Regions from separate parts of the Homo sapiens genome. Here all the other regions are linked to region 1. A link is a loop called in an ENCODE intact Hi-C map of the cell type or tissue named here. Cell type or tissue: heart right ventricle. All regions are shown on one strand.

Region 1 (5,000 bases):
TTTAGAAAATCATAAAAATGTTCATAGAGCTATTGAAGAATTTGAATCTAGTCTCAAAGAAGCTAAAATCAGTGAGGTATGTGAATTTAAAATTTGTATATATTTCATTTTAGTTTACTCTTGTTTTGCTTTTTACATGAAGACCCTGTAAATCAATAATAGATACATTAAGTGTGAGTCAGAATTCCTTCAGATTCCTGACTGGAGTGTCTTTTTAATCTCATGTTATAGATTCAAATGACAGCACCTCTTAAACTGACTTATGCAGAAAAGTTGCACAGATTAGAGAGTCAGTATGCAAAACTCTTGGTAAGTTTTTTTTTTTAAACCTTCTGTTTCCCTTATCTATATTTGGCAAAAACATGATTCTTATGATGATTTTCCTTACTAAAGAATACATCCAGGAATCAAGAACGGCACCTTGATACACTCCATAATTTTGTAAGTCGTGCGACTAATGAACTTATTTGGTTGAATGAAAAAGAAGAGGAGGAAGTTGCTTATGACTGGAGTGAGAGAAACACCAACATAGCTAGGAAAAAAGATTATCATGCTGTAAGTACACCCTTTGTACTTGCATACTAGGGTTGCATTTTAGGTTTATATATTTTTCTAACACACTTCTTAATTATTTCTTGAAGGAATTAATGAGAGAACTTGATCAAAAGGAAGAAAATATTAAATCAGTTCAGGAGATAGCAGAGCAGCTACTTCTAGAAAATCATCCAGCCCGGTTAACTATTGAGGTAAAGCTGGAAAGTGTAATGGTGTTGGTTGAATATTGATATGATTATTTCCCTTCAGATTCTTTTATTGCTGAGAAGTTGAAAATTACAAGCCATCTAACTTTTATTAAAACCTGGCTCAGAAATGTTTCTGACAAATTGTACTGATTGCCTTCAGTTCTCTGGCTCTAAGTATGTCACCCATCACTTAGAATAAAAGTACCCTTGTCAGCCTCTGTGGCTGAGAAGATGTATTGCTGTAAATATGAAGTACCTTCTCTGTGTAAGCATTGCCATATTATTTATTTCTGATTGTGTAACATTGCACAAGTGACATAGTATTGCCAAGCCTCATTTTCCTACCAAGAATGGGAGAGATTACCTCTAATCCATAGAGTTGTGATGAGAATAAGAAGGAAATAATTTACTCTTACTGCTTAGTATAGTTTTTGGTACATTATTTGTTCTCAAAAAAATACCAGCTGTTATGATTCAATTTAATACTTTTATTTATGCTCTGGTTTTGTGAGGTGTATTGGGACAGCATCCTGACAAGGCTTTATAATGTGCAGTGAACATTTCAAATTCAGAAGTGGAAAATTGAGATGGGATTTATCAGGTTGCCTATGCAGTTGGGACAATGTTTTAAATTGTATATTAGACAGAGTTAGTGACTTTCTGAATGGAGAATAGGGGGATTATGTAAGAAAGTAGGGATTGTCACACATGGGCAGTCAGATGTGATATTTTGCCAGAGGAAAAAAAATGATGCTGGTCCTGAAAGTTGTCATGCTTCAAACTCACAATTGAGGAAAGGAATCTGATAGATTCACTGAAATCATAATAACTCAAAAGATTAGTACAATTCTAGGCTCATCAGGAAGTTTTAGGGATGTTATGTATGATCTTTTATATAAAATACGGTTTTGTGTCTACATGAAATGTCACATATGAATGTTAAAAACGTAGAAGAGTAGGGAATCTTTAGGGAAAGGAGAGTAATGGAGGGCCTGGGATGTGGTTTTGTACACTAATACACTAAAAAGAGTATTTCTTAGGGTGGAGAGATGAAAACTGTTAGGAAATACTATTATGGGCCAAGAATTTTGATGGGAATGGAACATGTGAATGTCACTCTGATCACTTTTATGTAAAAATTATAATTTAATTAATAAAAAATTTCTTAAGAAGTAAAATGAAACCTTAGTCATCTTTATGATCCCATCGGCCTGTCCTGTGTCTTGTTTGGGTACATGGATAATATTTAGTTAATTATCAATACTGTTTCATATTTTATATGAAAAAAATATGATACATCTTTTATAGCCAATTTACTGAAAGTAGCTTAATTTGAGGTAGAATATGATCATGATATGTTGCCAGATATTCAATGCTGCATCATACATTCCATTCGGAAGTCCTGCCTAAGTATAGCTCAGCAGGAATGAACTTTTCCAAAAGGAGGGAAAATGACAGGCTTACTTAAAATAGTCATTAAAGCATCTCGAGTGCCCTCTTCTGGAAATCAATGAATTGCACCTTAAATAGAAAAGAGTATTTCATGTTTCCTTGAGGAAGGAGGTATCCTTTGTACAATATTGTTTACCCTCATGAAAGATACACTCTCTATTAAATTAGAAGTTCAAGAAACACATTTTTAAAATAAAAATTCCTAGTATTATCATCATTATAATTCCAGAATTACACCAATTTGGGAGTACACACATTTTCTTTTCCACCCTCCCCAAACCTCATCCCAGCAAAAACAAAGAGAAACCGACATAACCATATATTTCTGTGTTAGAAGGTATATTTTATGATCTAGCACCGTAAAAATTCAGAGAAAGGAGAGATGAATGTGCCACGAAAGAAAACATATCGGAGGATTCCACAAAGCAGATGTAAGAGTTGGTGGCAAAGGAGTCAAGTGTTGGTTTTGTAAACAGGAGGGATAGCTTGCATTTATTTTAGTTTTTAAATATTTTTTCCCGTAGCCAGAGATAATTTTTTTCTTATATTTTAATAAGAAATTTCAAGAAGTTTAAAATTGAAAAGAAATCAACTGGAGTGGTTTAAGAATTTATATTTAAACTTTAGGACTGACTTTGTACAAGTGAGAAGTCTTAGATAAGAGGAAAATTTTACTGCCCTGATTTTCTTGTTTTTTTTTTGTTTGTTTGTTTGTTTTTGTTTTTTGAGGTGGAGTTTCACTCTTGTTCCCCAGGCTGGAGTGCGATGGCGCAATTTTGGCTCACTGTAACCTCCGCCTCCTGGGTTCAAGCAATTCTCCTGCCTTGGCCTCCTGAGTAGCTGGGATCACAGGCGCGTGCCACCATACCTGGCTAATTTTTGTATTTTTTAGTGGAGATGGGGTTTCACCATGTTGGCCAGGCTGGTCTTGAACTCCTGACCTCAGGTGATCTGCCTGCCTTGGCCTCCCAAAGTGTTGGGACTACAGGCGTGAGCCACCATGCCCAGCCACTGCCCTAATTTCCAAGTCTTATTCTGCCAAAACAATTGGTCATCTATTTAGATAGTAGAGTTAGCATTTAGAAGCATCGATATCAAAAGGTATGTGTGCCTTATTTCTCCCCAGTCAGTTATGATGGCTCTGTTTTATCTTTAAGGCCTACAGAGCGGCAATGCAGACGCAGTGGAGCTGGATCTTACAGCTCTGCCAGTGTGTGGAGCAGCACATAAAGGAGAACACAGCGTATTTCGAGGTATGTGAGTAGAATCATAACTTCAATAGATGGTATTGTGATTTTGGCTAACTTGCAGGAATCTTTTTCATAATTTATTGTTAGGATAACAATGTGTTTCTGTGTATATATATACACACATATATATATACACATATATGTGTGTATATATATACACACATACGTATACACATATATGTGTGTATATATATACACACACATATATATACACATACATATACATATATACACATATATACACACACTGTTATATATGTATATATGTATATGTGTGTGTGTGTGTGTGTTTGTGTGTGTGTGTATATATATATATATATATATGTGAATTGTTTTCTTTGTAGGCCGAAAGAGTTGGTTTTATGTCCTATGAGATAGATTGAAGTATTCTGTTAATGCAGGAATCCTTTAAAAATTCTTAAGATATCATAAAATCTTTATTCTATTCTACAAATGTGTCTCTTATTTAGGAACTGTTTTCATATAGAGAATCAACCATCTATAACCATTTAACTTCTAAAACCATAGAAGTTTTTAAGTATTCTTGGAATTTCACTCCTACTTAAAAATTGTTTAAATCCTAATTTAAAATGGACCTTCAGCCAAAATAATAGAGAGCCAAAACATCATATAAGCTTTGGACACTTAGTATGTTCATTCATAACTATTCAACTTCAAGGGTTATTCTTTGGTCCAAGGAAAGATGTGACTATTAAGCTATCTTGTGCTTTTATTCTCTTCTCACTTATGAGGGGTACACATAGGACCTTGGTATTGGAGTGTGACAACTGTGTGCTTTGCTGGTATTTAACATACTTTAACTTCCAGGTTTCATCTTTCCTTAGTTTTTCAATGATGCCAAAGAAGCTACTGATTACTTAAGGAATCTAAAAGATGCCATTCAGCGGAAGTACAGCTGTGATAGATCAAGCAGCATTCACAAGCTAGAAGACCTTGTTCAGGAATCAATGGTACTAATACAAAACCTATGCATTTTATAAGTATGCATAAGTGATTAGATTAGTGTTTTATATGAGCAGAACTTTGTATTTTATTGGCACTCTTGATATTTCCCACTAATTCAATTACACATTTGCACATTCAGTTTTAGTATTCTTTTGGCAACAAATACAACAGAAGTGTTTTTTTAATGTGATAGCTTTGATATTTTAAGATGGTTTTTAGTGTCGTGTGTGTGTGTGTGCACGTGTGTGTTTAGTTATTCATTTTGCAAATACTTTTTAAGTTCTTAATATATCCTGGGCACTGTTTTAGGTTCTAGAGCTACAGCAGTGAACAAAGCAGACAAGAATCTCTACCTTTGTGGTGCTTACATGCTAGAGAGGGAGTTAGACAATAAACAGAATAAATAAGTAAAATTTGTATAGTATGTTAGGTAGTGTAAATGCCAAAGAGGAAAAAGAAAACCAAACAAACCAAAGAAAGGAAGAGGGATACAAGATGGGGTGGAGGAGGAAAGATTGAAAATTTAGACTAGGTAGTCAGAGAGAAGACTTTTCTGATGAAGTTTAATTTGTGTAAAGTGCTGAAGGCA
Region 2 (5,000 bases), 120 kb before region 1:
ACACTTTTTTTTGTTTAATCTCAGTCTCATCCATAAAAGGGAGATTTAATTATACTATCCACTTTATGTTGTTATTGAAGGATCTGATGACTTTAATACATGAAAAGTACTCAAAACAATTCCTGGCATATAATAAGTGCTCAGCAAATGCTACCTTTTATTACTTAAAGATATGTTTAGTAGTATTCAAGGTAGTAATTCCTATATTGACAGAATAAGGGAAAATCAAGGATGCATTTTCAGCCACCTTATGGGCAAGAGCTGGGGGCAAATATAATACTTGCTTGTATTTATAATTACCCTGGCACCAAATGCCTTTATCTATGGCCTGATCAGCTTGCTTTTTACTTAACCAAATTCTGGCCAAAAGATCTGAGCTCATAAATATCTGAAAGCTGATACACATTAGAGTTTAAAAAGGAAGAAGATTAAGCATCATTACACAGTGGGTCTTACTGGGGTTTAGTGGCTGATACACATGGAGAGACATACAAAAAATAAAGTAGTATTAAGAGATGCTGGAAACTAATTTTAAATAAGTTTTAAATAAGATACATTAAAAGGTGTATTTTAATAATTCATTCTCAAAGTTGTTTAATGTCCTTACCCATATTACCCCAAAACATGGCTTAATCATGTGGCATTTCTTAGCAGTTCATTCTATGGATTTGCTATTAAATTATTTGCCTCTAGGTACATATTTCAAAGTTAGATATGTGTCTTTGAATATATTTAGAAATGTTCAGACTTGTGCAATTTTCTTTTAAATTTGTGTTCTCTCAAAGTTATTTTCTTTTTTGCTTTTGGGGGACATGGAAGAACCAAAATATCCTTTATATGCTTTTATTTTTTGAGTGGGTATAAGGAGATAGAAATCCTATTATTTGTTAATTTAAAAAATAAAAGGATTTTGACATATGCAGTGCATACTCTATGGTTGGACCACAAAATGATTCTGTGAAACTATTAGATTCTTCAAGGACTCACTTTGCTTAGAGGACAAGAATGGCAGGTGGAAGGAGTGCTCTTTGCCTTGCCTAGAGTGTAGTGTCTTTGATGGGGAGTAGCTGTTTAATGAGAGGCTTTAGGACACATCCAGTCAGATTCACACGCGCCTCTGGAACTCTTTGTTTTCAGGCTGCAGTTCCTTGGCTGTGTCAGCATCTTTATTGTCTGAGCTCAGAAACCCCTTAGTGCACCAAACCAGGAAGGGAAACTGGCAGCATGCAAATGACTGACAAAGGGATTGTAATATATTAGAGGTCTCTGATAGTCATTAAAAATTTTGAATGGAAAAAAATATGCCAGCAGTTAATAATATCAAATAAATTAAAACTACAAAGTCATTCCTGTAGCTGTAAAATTAGTTTCTTGAGATAGACGTTTTTGCTACTTGTGGTTTTTGATTTATTTATTTATTTATTGGGATGGAGTCTCTCACTCTGTCACCCAGGCTGGAGTGCAGTGGTGCAATCATGGCTCACTGCAACCTCTGCCTCCCCGATTAAAGCAATTCTCCTTCCTCAGCCTCCTGAGTAGCTGGGACTACAGGCATGTGCCACCATGCCTGGCTAATTTTTTTTGTCTTTTTAATAGAGACAGGGTTTCACCATGTTGGCCAGGCTCTCCAACTCCTGACCTCAAGTGATCCGCCCACTTCGGCCTCCCAGAGTGCTGGGATTACAGGCGTGAGCCACTGCGCCTGGGCTGATTTATTTTTAAATATTGGGGTACATAAGTATTCTTTATAAATTTGCTGCAGTGACCCACAATAATAGTGGCTTTAAATGATCATTTGTATTTCCACTTATGTAGCAGTCGAGAGGTGGGGAGTGCAGGATGATAATGCAGCTCAGCTTCATGAGGTCAGCCAGGGCTGGTATGATGCTCAGGGTCAGGCGCTGTATGGGTTTTAAAACATGTGTGCAACTTCTTTGCTGCTTTTCCCATTGTGCACTCTGGTTGAATCTGGTTGGGCACCTGGCTCTCTTGTAACCAGTAGAATACCACATGACTTTCATGGTTATGTCAGGAAAGGTGATGCAGCCTCTGCCTTGCTGCTGGGTCCGTTGCTTTTAGAACCTTGAATTACCACAAAGTAGTTTGACTACCTTGAAGCTGCCATTCAGTGAGAAAGTCAGGCCACATGTAGATGACACCTGTGGCTGTTCTCGCTGACTGCTTCAAATGAGGTTCCAGCCAATAGTTAACATCAGCCACCAGCCATGTGAGTGAGGATGCCTCCAGATGATTCCAGTCCCCAGTGGTCAAGCCACCCAGCTGTTGAGTGTTACTAGCTGAGGCCCAGACATCATGGAACAGCAGCAACCTGCCCCCCTTGTACCTGGTTTGAATTTCTGACCTACAGAATTCTTGAACATAAAAAAATGGTTGGTTTTCATAGTTGAATTCCAGTGTAGTTTGTCACATAGTAACTGGAACAGGGACCCAGGTTCCTTTTGTCACATTGCTTTGCCATCTAGGTTGTTACTCTTACATGTTTTTTTAGATGTTTCACCACCACATCTGCATTCCAGCCATCTGGATTGAAGAAGTACAAAAAAAGGCACTGTATTCCCCTTCAAGGGCCCTCCTCAGAAGTAGCACAGTCACTTCTGTTCTCATCTCAATGGCCACAGCTGAACTGGAACATAGCCACATCTAGCTCAAGGAAGGCTGGGAAATGTGTATTTATTCCTTGTGTATTTGCACCTAGCTAATAATTAGAGAATTTGTTTCTTTGAGAAAGAAGGATACAAGGATATGGGGAAAAGTTTCTGCTACAGTTGTACGCGCTTGATTATACCAAGTTCTTTACTTTGTGCTGTATTAATGGTAGTTGTTTCTTTCCTGGGAAATTTTCCATTTCAAAGAGCTCTTAGTAGTAGGTTTGTTGGAAAGCATTGTATTTGTGGGTAGGATTAGGTTGGCTAATATTGGTTCTATTTTGCACATGAAAATGAAACAATAGTAACTTTAAGAGAAGGAAGTTTACTTTTCTCTTACTTGAGAGAAGTCCAGCAGGAGGCAGTCCAGGACTGGCATGGTTATAGCCACCATCCACAGAGGCTCCTTACTTCTTGTTCCTGCAGACTTAGGCTGCTGCTTTGTGGTCCTAGATGGCTGCTTGAGCCATATTCATCGGGTCTGTGTCCCCAGCCAGTAGAAAGGAGGAGGGAAGGAAGAAGGGGCAAGGGGCTCATGCCAGATGTCTTACAAAGAAAATTTCTAGAAGCTGCCATATAACACATTAGCTTTTATTTCATTTACTGGAACTTTGTTATTGAAAGTAAGGCTGGGGAGGTGTAGTTTTATTCCAGGCTACCATGTGTCCCCATCAGAATCAGGGTTTCTTTTACTAGGAAATGTAGCACAGCTCACAGCTGTGAGTCCACAGCTCACATCATATTCCTTATACTGTCAATTTGAAAAGAGCTATGTGGTTTGCCAGAACTTGGGCCACACTGTATATTGCACCATAAACAGAATGGTTAGAAACTGTGCATTTCAGAATGTTGTGATTTACGTTTGTGTTCACATAAAACTTCAGCCATTCTTTCCCCATTATTATAAACACTTGGGTTTGTAGGGACATCTGATGTTTACTGGCAGATGACATGCCATGTACAGACTGTCAGTGTTTTAGCCTCAACTCTCAAAGCCTTTCCTGAAAAAAATAAATCCCATTTCTAGTGTATACATAATAGGGCCATCTGTCACTGTTTCTCAGTTGTTTAAAGTTGCATTGTTTGAAGTCCTGCTTTTCTAAAAGTGTATTTTTTTTTCTTCCTGGAACCATCTCTGTTCCTTTGCTTTAAAATGAAAATAGTCTGAATGAGTATTTTAGCCCTTTCTGGAATGAGACTGAGCTTGCTGCAAGGCATTGATTCATCCAGTATCACATACAGTTGCTGAGAGCTTTTGTCTTATTAATACTTCTCTTGAAAAAAGACCATGACTCTTTGTTGTTCTCTGTATAAAACCAACTTTTCTGCCCTGTGTACTAGGCTTGAAAGATTTAATTCATGATTGAACTTGGAAATGCAGAGAAAATATTGTCTTTTATGGCTGATCTAGTCATCTTTATGAGTTTCACCTTCTGATTAGTGAGAAAATGTACTAAAATTGAATCTGTTTTAAAGCATAGTCTGATGTGGCAAATCGAACAGTCTCCTCTGATCTTTGTTCTGTCTTAGATAAAAATGCTTGGTTGTTGAAGGCAGCTTCCTCTCCCTCTCTTTTTCTCTGCGTGTCTTGAGGGAGAGATGTGGCTTTTGCAACCTTGCATTTCTGGGGAAAACACTGTGCTCATTCCTGCCAGCGTCTTTATCCTGGCTTTTAGGACCCCTGCTTCCTGGGTGATTTGTACCCCTTTTCTGTCTTGGATGCCTGGCACCTTGTGGGCCACTGATTCTTAAGTCAGCTACCAGTGAACTCTGGCCCATTCTTGTGACTCAGGCCGTGTCCCACATTGATGTGACTTCCCCTTGGCTTTCCACTAGTGCTCCACACCCATCTGCAGTCTTTCTGGGATGCTTGATTGTTCCTGGCCCATGTGATCTTCTCTGTATCCCTTGCTAGAGAGCCCCCTCTCCCTGCTAGGATGACCCCTCTGGGAGGTGTCCCAGCCAGACACACAGACACTTCTGTGTCTGGTCTGTACCAAGCAGAACCAAGGGTAGCCTCCTTTACACGGTACCAGATAGGGAGTGGGTCAAGAGCCCCCTGTGCCTTCCACATCACTCCTTATTCACTGAATGCACCTCCTCCTCTCAGGGCCAAAGCCTGAACAGGAAAAATTAGTCTTGACTCCCCTCTTGACTCCGTCGTCTTTCTCCTACATATACTATATCATATCCTCCTTTTAGCTAGCCCTATGGCTCTGCTGTCATCGCTGGAAGTGGCGTGTCTTTTCTACCCTGGAGAAGAGCTAGATCAGGCCCCTGATTAAAAGGAGGCAGGGAAGGGAGACAGAAATAAAAGCAATTTGGAAACATCTT
Region 3 (5,000 bases), 130 kb before region 1:
ACTCTATGTGGATGCATGGAATGAAATAGGGCATCCCACACTCTGCGTTTTATTGTATTAGCAGGGTTTGAAATTAGGAGAAATTATGATCTTTATAAATTAAATTCAGCTGATTTTCAGCTTAACTAAATTATTTTTATTGAGTCACTGCCTTTTACAACTTGAAGATAACATTAGGTCCAAAAATTATATCATACTTTATGGCGTAACACCAATACCATGAGGCCTGGGAGTCAAACAGACCAAATGTTGAAAACCTGGCTGTACCATTTTTAAGTGGGACTTTTCATGATTTGTCTAACTTCTCTGTACCCCAGTTTCTTTACCAAATTAATGGTTTCCTGGTTACTATTGCATCATTAAACTCTCTTATCTGCTGTTTAGGAGTCTTATCTGCTGTTTAGACACTGATTAAGTTATAACACCAGAATGGATGCTCTGAAGGGCAGATTCATATGCAATGAGAACATATAGTGAGGCTTGACTGAAGGAAGTCAGCAAAGGAACATCAATAAATAACTCTTTAGCCAAAATTTTGATGTAACTGTATTGATTTCCTTACACATGAGTTTTGATATTTTATTTCTACTTTTAGTATCCTTTTCGTATGTGTTAACTCCATGTTGGAAGTGGGCAGAGTATGGATAATAAAGTAATAAGAGAATAAGCTTTTTGAGGACAGGAATACATTTTTTCTTTCCTTCTTTGTGAAACGGGGTCTCAACTTGCAACGCCACTTGCCCAGGCTGGAGTGCAGTGGCGTGATCTTGGCTCACTGCAGCCTTGACCTCCCGGGCTCAGGTGATTCTCCTGCCTCAGCCTCCTGAGTAGCTGGGACTACAGGTCCCTGCCACTACACGTGGCTAGTTTTTGTGTTTTTTTGTAGAGATGGGGTTTTGCCATGTTGCCCAGGCTGGTCCTGAATTCCTGGACTCAATCCACCCGCTTTGGCCTCTCAAAGTGTGAGGATTACAGACATGAGCCACCGTGCCTGACCAATTTTTTTTTAATAGACTTTTAGAGCAGTTTAAGTTTACAGAAAAATTAGGCAGAAAGTACAGAGTTCCCGCATCCTTCCTCTTCTCACATCATTTGGGTTAATGCCTTGAAGTGTAATTGCTGAATTATATGGTAAGACTATGTTTAGCTTTGTAAGAAACAACTCAAAGTAGCTGTATTGTTTTGCATTTCCACCATCAGTTAAAGAGAGTTTCTGTTGCTCCACCTCCTTGCCAGCGTCTGGTGTTGTAATCTTTTTAGATTTTAGCCATTCCAATAGATGTGTATAGTGGTGTCTCACGTTGTTTTAATTTGCAATTCTCTAATATGGTGTTGAGCATCTTTTTATATGCTTATTTGCCAACTGTATATTTCCTTTAGTAAACTGTCTGTTCAGATATTTTGCCCACTTTTAAACTGAGTTGTTTGCTTTCTTATGATTGATTTTTTAAGATTTCTTTGTATATTTTGGATACTAGTTCTTTATCATATATGTGATTTGCAAATATATGTGTATATTGCGATGGAGTCTCACTCTGTCACCAGGCTGGAGTGCAGTGGTGTGATCTTGGCTCACTGCAACCTCTGACTCTCTGGTTCCACTATGCCCTGCTAAGTTTTGTATTTTTAGTAGAGATGGGGTTTCACCATGTTGGCCAGGATGGTCTTGATCTCCTGACCTCTTGATCCGCCTGCCTTGACCTCCCAGAGTGCTGGGATTACAGGTGTGAGCCACCGTGCCCAGCCATGATTTGCAAATATTTTCTCTTAGTCTGTGGCTTATCTTTTCATTTTCTTAACAGTGTCTTTTGCAGAGTGGAGGTTTTTAATTTTAATGAATCCAACCTATGTTTTTTCTTTTATGGATCATGATGTTGGTATTGTATTTAAAAATTCATCATCAAATCCAGGGTCATCTAGATTTTCTTTTATGTTATCTTCCTAAAGTTTTATAGTTTTGAATTTTACATTTAGTCTGTGATTCATTTTGAGTTAAATTTTGTGAAAGGTATAAGGTCTGTGCCTAAATTTGTATATTTTTTGCATATAGATGTCCAGTTGTTCCAGTACCATTTGTTGAAAAGATTATCCATTCTCTGTTGAATTGCTTTTTCTTTTTTGTCAAAGATCACTTTACTAAATTTGTGTGGGTCTATTTCTGGGCCCTCTGTTATGTTCCTTTGGTCGACTTGACTTTTCTTTTGCCAAAACCACACTGTTTCGACAACTGTAGCTTTATAATAGGTATTGAAATTGGGTAGTATTAGTCATTCAACTTGTTATTTTCTGGGATTGTGTTGTCTATTCTAGGTTGGAATAATTTTTTATACCTTAGAAATAAGCACTTGGTAAATATTCTGTGTTGAGAAACTTTTTCTCGGTACACAATGGTTACCTTTTTAAACACAAGTCAGATCTGTTATTCTTTTGCCTCAGCTCCCTCCAGTGGCTTCCTATTTTAGTGAGAATCAAATTGAAGGTCTTCGAAATGGCTTATATGGTCCTGTGGTACCTGGCTCTTCTGTTACCTCTTTAGCTTCATCTTTTAATACTTTTTGTCTTGGTCTCTTTATTTCATACCTAATGGCCTCCTTGCTCTTGTTTGAGTACACCAGGCATATCCTGTCTTAGGTCTGTAGCAGTGGCTGTTGGCTTTATCTGAATGTCTTTCTTCCAGATATCTGTATGGCTAACTCCTTCATCTCTTTTAAGTCTTATTCAGATGCCCCCCTTCTCAATGGGGACTCTCTGATCATTTTATTTAAAATTCCATCTTGCCTCTCACTTGTCCCTCAACCTCCACACCCTCAATTTCTCTTAACCTGCTCTGTTTTATTTCACAGCCATCACTATGAACATCCTCTAATACTTATTTGTTTTATTTATTTATTTATTTATTTATTTATTTATTTATTTATTTGAGACAGGGTCTTGCTCTGTCACCCAGGCAAGTACAGTCGTGCGATACCAGCTCACTGCAACTTCCGCCTCTTGGGTTCAAGCAATTCTCGTATCTCAGCTTCCCGAGTAGCTAGGATTACAGATGTGCAACACCATGCCACGCTAATTTTTGTATTTTTAGTAGAGATGGGATTTCGCCATGTTGGTCAGGCTGGTCTTGAATGCCTGACCTCAAGTGATCTGCCCACTTTGGCCTCCCAAAGTGTTGGGATTACAGATGTAAGCCATCACTCCCTGCCACTTGTTATTTTTATTATTATTGATTGCTGTTTCTCTTTTTGTTAGAATTTAATTCCACATTGTCAGGGCTCTTTGTTTTGTTTACCAGTGTATCTTCAACTCATAAAGCATAGTAGGTTTTCAATAAATATTAGTTTTAAAAAATGTATGAATGTGTAAGTTGAGACTGATAGAGCATTAGCTGTGTGCAAGAATGCTGATTCATTAGATCTTACCTGATCTTTAGCTGATGACCTTCTAAGATGAACTGAAAACTGAAACCAAGCCAAAGAAATGTTTTTAGAAAATTCATTGATTTTTTTTGACAAGCTGCAGCTGCTTGTGGTGGTATAAATAGGTTTCCTTACTGTGTTATTTAAGAGTAGCTTAAGGGCATGAGCCAAGTCAAAACAGAAAAAAAGCACTGACTCATTAGATTTTTAAAGCATGGGTTGTCCACTTGTGTTTCTAGGTTAAGAGAATTGGGGTTTCCCATATAATCAGAACTATTAAAGGTACTGCAAGGCTGTGTGCGGTGGCTCATGCCTGTAATCCCAGCACTTTGGGAGATTGAGGCGGGTGGATCACCTGAGGTCAGGAGTTCGAGACCAGCCTGACCAACACGGTGAAACCCCGACTCTACTAAAAGTGCAAAAATTAGCTGGGCATGGTGGCGCGTGCCTGTAATCCCAGCTACTTGGGAAGCTGAAGCGGGAGAATTGCTTGAACCTGGGAGGCGGAGGTTGCAGTGAGTCGAAATCACGCCACTGCATACCAGCGTGGGTGGCAGAGCGAGACTGAGTCTCAAAAAGGAAAAAAAAAAAAAAAAGATACCGCAGCAATTGCAGAGAAAGGCCTTATATGTCTGATGAGAAACTGCAAGCTTTAGAAAGACAGCAGTGCTATCTTCCCAAACAACATGATAGCCAGCATGTCAAAGCCAGATTTCTTTTACCCATCTTTGTATCTCGGCATCTAGCCTGGTTAGTACTTGGCATGCAGTAGGTGCTCAGAAACTACTTGTTGAAAGAATGCATTGTCAGTGAACAGTGGTCACATTCATGATGTGGAAATGTCATGGACATGGGAGACATTATACTCATGTGTTCTCATGTGTTCTTGTTTTATAAGAACATGCTTTTTATACTGTATCATAGAAATTGTATTAAGCAAATTGACTTTGACTTGAAGTCTCAGGCATGTAAGCTTTCTACAAAATGTGAATCCATGCTTCAATTAATCAATCTTTGAGAGATAAGGCTCAACTTTCACAGTTAGAGTGGATGGATTGGGTTTTGGTCCCATGAGGCTGTAGTGTAAGAATACTAACTTGTGCGTGTGACTAGCTAAGTAGGACAAATCCTTTTGCTCAGATTCTCTTTGCCCACATATAGTTCAAGTAAACACAATGAACCCAAAACCAAATTTGCTAAGTCCTTAGAGGAAATGTTACTTAGGTGTTTTTAGAATGTTTAAAATTTTTGAGTTTTTGGGTGGTAGAGATGCCTTTGTTTTCCTGCTTAGGAAAGTTGAATAAAAGGCTGTCATAGCTCCATTCCTGATAGTTGTCAGGGACCAATAACTGAAGTCTGAGTAAAATCTTTGGAGACTTCTTCCAGATGCTAGTAATTGCTTTAACTTGAGTCTGTCTGGCAGTACCTCAAGATCTCTGTTATATCTCATAACTCATACTTCACCATTCATCTTAACATCTCTGTTCTCTAAGCACAGATTGCTTTTTGCTGCCTCTCATCACCTCTGCCTCAAGACAGACCAGAAATCTCTTGCATATCTCACCTCTGCACTGTACGTTTATTTTA
Region 4 (5,000 bases), 60 kb before region 1:
CTCTAGAACAGCAGTCCCCAACCTTTCTGGCAACAGGGACTGGTTTCATGGAAGACTATTTTTCCATGAACTGGCTGGTGGGAGGAGTGGGGGTTGTTTCAGCATGAAACTGTTTCACCTCGGATCATCAGGCATTAGATTTTTATAAGGAGTGCGTGCGCAACCTAGATCCCTCAAATGCACAGTTCACAAATAGGGTTCACACCCCTATAGGAATCTAATGCAGTGGCTGATCTGACAGGAGGTGGAGCTCAGGTGGTAATGCTTCCTGGGCCGCTGCTAACCTGCTGCCATGCAGCCCAGTCCCTATGGTATAGGTTTGGGGGTTAGGTTGGGGATCCCTGCTGTGGAAGACAAGAATGCAATAATACTTGCTCTTTCTTTGTTGTTACCATATGATTTGTAATATAAAATGATTGAGAATAAGGGTAAAACAATATTTAGTTGACTACTGGTGTTTAAATTATTCCATTTTTTCTTTGTATAATTTTAGAATTGCTTTTATGTAGGTAAAGATAACTGGTTCAGGTTTGATAAACAGTTGGTTTTATCTCTTCTTCACATTCAAAACAGGTGAAATTAGTGAATATTAGAAATGATGACATAACAGATGGAAATCCCAAATTGACTTTGGGATTAATCTGGACAATAATTTTGCACTTTCAGGTAAGCCCAAATTTTCTTAATTTCAGCATCTAATTGCTAGTTTTCAGGTGGTTCCTATGAAGGGTGAATGATGCATTCATGTTCTATGGAAGAAAAATAAATTTCAAGCTTCTTTCTTTAAGTAATATATTTGAATTGTTCTTTTAAGCAACATGCTGCTTGTGAATCTGGCAACTAGTTTCCTGTTCTTGATAAACTTAAATGTAGTTTTAAAGACAATGTCTGTTATCTCAGAGTTGGAAGACATATTTCTTTTTATTGACTGGAGACACACTTTTTTTGCTCATTAGAAAGTATTACCTGTTTTAGATACTTAAATGTTTTATGATTAGTCCTTATTTAGAATGTTTTTTAGTAATACAGGTTCTTAGCACTGTCAACTATTTCCTCCTTTGATAGACACTAGATGGCAGCATAATTATAAAGAGATGTGAAGAAGAAAAGTATTCATGTTTTATGCAGAGCTGTGCTTTCTCTCTTTAGATTTGAGGAAAATGCAAATTTATTGACTGAATTATTATCTAATAAACCTGAGCCAATTGAGGACCGATTTTGATTTAGTTTTGGGGAAGTGATACATTAAAAAGAATCTTCATTTGATTTAAGGAGATTCCTAACTTTAGAACTTGCTTTAGTTTACTAACTGCTGGTCTGCTTAAGAAATGTTCTGCTACTAGAGGTGGGAAGGAGGGGGAAAAGGGCATGGGCTGAAAAACTACCTATTGGGTACTGTGCTCACTATCTGGGTGATGGGATCATCTGTACCCCAAACCTCAACATCACGCAATATACCCATGTAACAAATCCGCACTTGTACCCCCTGAATCTAAAATAAAAGTTTAAATTATAAAAAAGACCCAGAAATGTTCTGTGTGCAGCACAGAGCCTGACCCACAGTAGGCACTCAGTACATCTTACCAATAGATTACTGTACAGTTGGATCTTGAAGGAGGAAGTGATCCTTTGCCAGCTTCAAAAAGGACCTGGGGTTTTGAAACAAATCTGGTGAGGAATAAGACTTTTTTAAAGGCTGGGCGCGGTGGCTCACGCCTGTAATCCCAACACTTTGGGAGGCTGAGGCGAGTGGATCATGAGGTCAGGAGATCAAGACCATCCTAGCTAACGGGTGAAACCCCGTCTCTACTAAGAAATACAAAAAATTAGCCAGGTGTGGTGGCATGCACCTGTAGTCCCAGCTACTCGGGAGGCTGAGGTGGGAGAATCGCTTGAACCTGGGAGGCAGAGGTTGCAGTGAGCTGAGATTGCGCCACTGCACTCCAGCCTGGGCAACAGAGCGAGACTCTGTCTCAAAAAAAAAAAAAATTTTTTTTTTTTAAGTTGGCTGAAATACAGGTTACGTAGACAAATGGTGGAGAATAATGTACCTGGGGGGCTTGTTGGGAACAGGATAGATTTGACAGGTATGGAGAGCTACAGGAATCAGAGTCTAGGTAGGTCTAGGACCTGAACAGAGGCAGCTGAATAGTTTCAGCAGAAGGACATTCATGGAGATCCAGGTAATCAAAGGAAAAGGTGTTAGTCAGCCAGACTACAGGGCAGCTAATACAGGTGAATATCCACTTAGCTGAGCTGTTAATGTCAGGGAGAGCCAGTAACCAGAACTGGAAGCCAGGACCCCAAAGGACTGAGGGCATTACTGGAATCAAAGATATTGAACCTAAGTGAAGGCAATAATTTGGCATGAAGCGCAGAACCAGACCTTGTTATCAGAATTGGGTAAAGTCTAGGTAGAACTGGCCAAAAAGTTGATTTCATATGGAGTTCCTCAGTGGCTTTGTCAGGGATCATTTAAGTAGTCCTAAGTGGATCAGATCCTAGAGCTTTTAGCAGAGTTGAAACTGCAAGAACCCCAGACGGGAAAGTCAGAGGTCTATTGGAGAGAATCAATCACTTCATCACCAGCTGGTGAGGTAGGCTGTGTCTGAATTTTGAATGTTAGACGAAGGATCACTGGGGCAATGGAAAGCATTCAGGCTTCGGAGGGAGGTAGAATTAAGTTTCGTTCTTGGCTCTTTTACTTACTGTTGTGATGCCAGTCATGTTACTACTTTGAGCTTAAAAAAAAATGTGTTTCTGTTCATCACTTTCCTTTTTCCGTCCATCACTTTCCATTTTCTGTCCATAAATCTTTTTCGGTGACAGGACCTGTGCTGGAGTCTCTCTGAATCCATTCTGGTTTGGGGGCTGCCTGATTCTCAAATCGTTTTTTGCTCAATTAAATTTTGCTAAATTTTAAAAAATGTGTTTTAGGAAACAACATCCATTAAAATAGATAGAAATGAGCAGAGTCCATAGTGAGAGAGATAAGCTGTGAAGCTGAGGTAGTGATAAAGGTCAGGACTCAGTTGGGGATGCAAAATTGAATAGAAGAGGTCACACTTTCCAGGAAGAAAGAAAGGGACTTGGACACAGGGCATAGAGGGTGTAGGAAAGGGATTTGTTAAAGATAACAAAACTTTTTAGCCTGAGAGATTACGAAACAGTAGACTACTGAGAGACACAGGGGTGATGCTAGGGGGAAAAGCACTTACTTTCTGGGTGGGCTTGATGGGATGGTGGGATATCCTGTGCCTCTGTCTGCTGAGCAGTTGGAGACATGAGTGGAGCTGAGAAGCCAGAGGTACAGATATAAACTTGGAGAAGTTATCACTACACAAGTGATCACTGATTTTATCGGAAAGAAGGGATCTTCAGGGGACCCAAGAGAAGAGCACAGATGGAGAAGAGATGGAGCACTAAGGATAAAAATTTGGAGAAGGCCTGCGGGAAAAGATTCTGCTGAGGAAAGAGAAAAAAGGAGCATTTGGAGAGATGGATGAAGTAATAGGAAAATGTACTGATGAAACCAAGGGAAGAGAATTTCAAGTAGAAATAATGGTGAGCAGTATGAAATGCCACTAGAGACCACAAGAAAATTAAGATGGAGTAGAGGTCAATAGTTTGTTCTAGAAAGAAGACATTGGAGACCCAAGCTCCTGGGAGCAGAGACTAGAAAATAACAAGCCAAAAGGGTTGGGAGGTAGAAGCAGTGTATTTAGAGGCTGAGTTTGAGAAAATTTAAAGCAAAAGTCTTCAAAAAGGAGTTATATACTAAGAGAGCCCTTTGGGGTTCAGCTGCCTTTGGAGGAGAGAGGAAGACTAGTCACAGAAGTATCAAAAGAAGTTTTGCGGGCCGTGCACGGTGGCTCACACCTGTAATCCCAGCACTTTGGGAGGCCGAGGCAGGTGGATCACCTGAGGTTGGGAGTTCAAGACCAGCCTGACCAACATGGAGAAACCTGGTCTCTACTGAAAATACAAAATTCGCCGGGCGTTGTGGCACATGCCTGTAATTCCAACCACTTGGGAGGCTGAGGCAGGAGAATCACTTGAACCCAGGAGGCAGAGGTTGTGGTGAGCTGAGATCACGCCATTGCACTCCAGTCTGGGCAACAGGAGTGAAACTCTGTCTCAAAAAAATAAAAAAAGTTTTGCTTCTAATATACTGTGGCATAGTGTTCTAGAATCCATTGTATTTTAGGGCTTTAATTATAAGATGATGTAACAAATTATCACCAATATTCATAAATTAGACCAAAATCTATTTGGAATGGAACACATCTATGTTTTGGTTAAATGGAAATGTTCTCTCTTATTTAAATGAAATAACTTTTTTTAGTATGACAATAACTTGAGATAAGAATTGTTTTTTGGTTATGCCAAGATATAAAGATTTATAGCAGTGGTAATCATCCTCACTCAGAGTGACTCAGCCTTTTTCTCTATACTTTACATAAATAATGGAAGCAATTTCAAAAGACCAATTGTTTTATTTTAACAATATTTGTTATAGCATCATAAATGGAATCTGTTTTTCAGTCAGGCTTTCTGAAGGTAAGCATTATCATTACAGTAATCCTATATCATTAGCCACCACATGCTAGATCCAGAGATACTAAGGTAATGAAGTATATTGTTCTGTTTATTGGGAGAGTGTCCATGAAATTAACTATAACATAGGGTGATGAATATTATTGGTGATATAAATGAAAATAGAAATGTATGGGAAAGGAGCATTGTAGTGGGATCTGAATGGCTTTAGAGAATGTAGGAAATTTTCACAGATACTAGAGATAGGCTTTGAAAGATGAATGCCAGTAACCAGGCAGACTAAGTTGGGCCATTTCTGGGAGAGGTAGCAGTGTATATGGCCTAGAAATGGACAGCTGCTTAGTTTGGCAGGTGTATTAGTTCATTTTGTGTTGCTGTAAAGGCATACCTGAGGCTGAGTAGTTTATAAAGAACAGAAAAGAGGTTTATTTGGATCATCATGG

What was found. Hi-C counts contacts between places; a loop is a spot of excess contacts. Peaks named below come from ENCODE experiments on the same cell type or tissue, not always from the same donor. Only the 100,000 strongest peaks of a DNase experiment are listed, where the experiment ranks them.
Region 2: it touches region 1 in a loop (6-fold over the local background); 46 of 110 quality-filtered maps call a loop at or near these places.
Region 3: a loop joins it to region 1, with 2.3 times the contacts of the local background. A loop is called at or near these places in 46 of 110 quality-filtered maps.
Region 4: a loop joins it to region 1, with 8 times the contacts of the local background. A loop is called at or near these places in 91 of 110 quality-filtered maps.

The regions. Positions count from the first base shown.
Region 1 is chr6:56,635,005-56,640,004 of GRCh38, reverse strand. DST (dystonin) reads left to right here. Exons shown (of 104, transcript NM_001374736.1): 19 at 1-76; 20 at 232-309; 21 at 394-555; 22 at 642-746; 23 at 3,353-3,448; 24 at 4,291-4,416. Among named protein-coding and RNA genes, the nearest start is that of DST-AS1, 210 kb to the left of the region's middle. In heart right ventricle, a CTCF peak has its summit at 2,242 (motif pointing left); no DNase peak of the experiment used is centred here; H3K27ac peaks cover 2,168 bases.
Region 2 is chr6:56,755,877-56,760,876 of GRCh38, reverse strand. All of the region lies in intron 4 of DST (dystonin), which reads left to right. Among named protein-coding and RNA genes, the nearest start is that of DST-AS1, 86 kb to the left of the region's middle. RefSeq lists an enhancer at 843-1,399 and a silencer at 3,081-3,130. In heart right ventricle, a CTCF peak has its summit at 3,022 (motif pointing right); a DNase peak (open chromatin) is centred at 4,465; H3K27ac peaks cover 2,851 bases.
Region 3 is chr6:56,765,535-56,770,534 of GRCh38, reverse strand. The region is part of intron 4 of DST (dystonin); the gene reads left to right. Among named protein-coding and RNA genes, the nearest start is that of DST-AS1, 76 kb to the left of the region's middle. RefSeq lists an enhancer at 3,380-3,499. In heart right ventricle, a CTCF peak has its summit at 2,434 (motif pointing left); no DNase peak of the experiment used is centred here; H3K27ac peaks cover 3,760 bases.
Region 4 is chr6:56,695,319-56,700,318 of GRCh38, reverse strand. It overlaps DST (dystonin), which reads left to right. Exons shown (of 104, transcript NM_001374736.1): 9 at 574-666. Among named protein-coding and RNA genes, the nearest start is that of DST-AS1, 150 kb to the left of the region's middle. In heart right ventricle, CTCF peaks have their summits at 873 and 1,072 (motif pointing right); no DNase peak of the experiment used is centred here.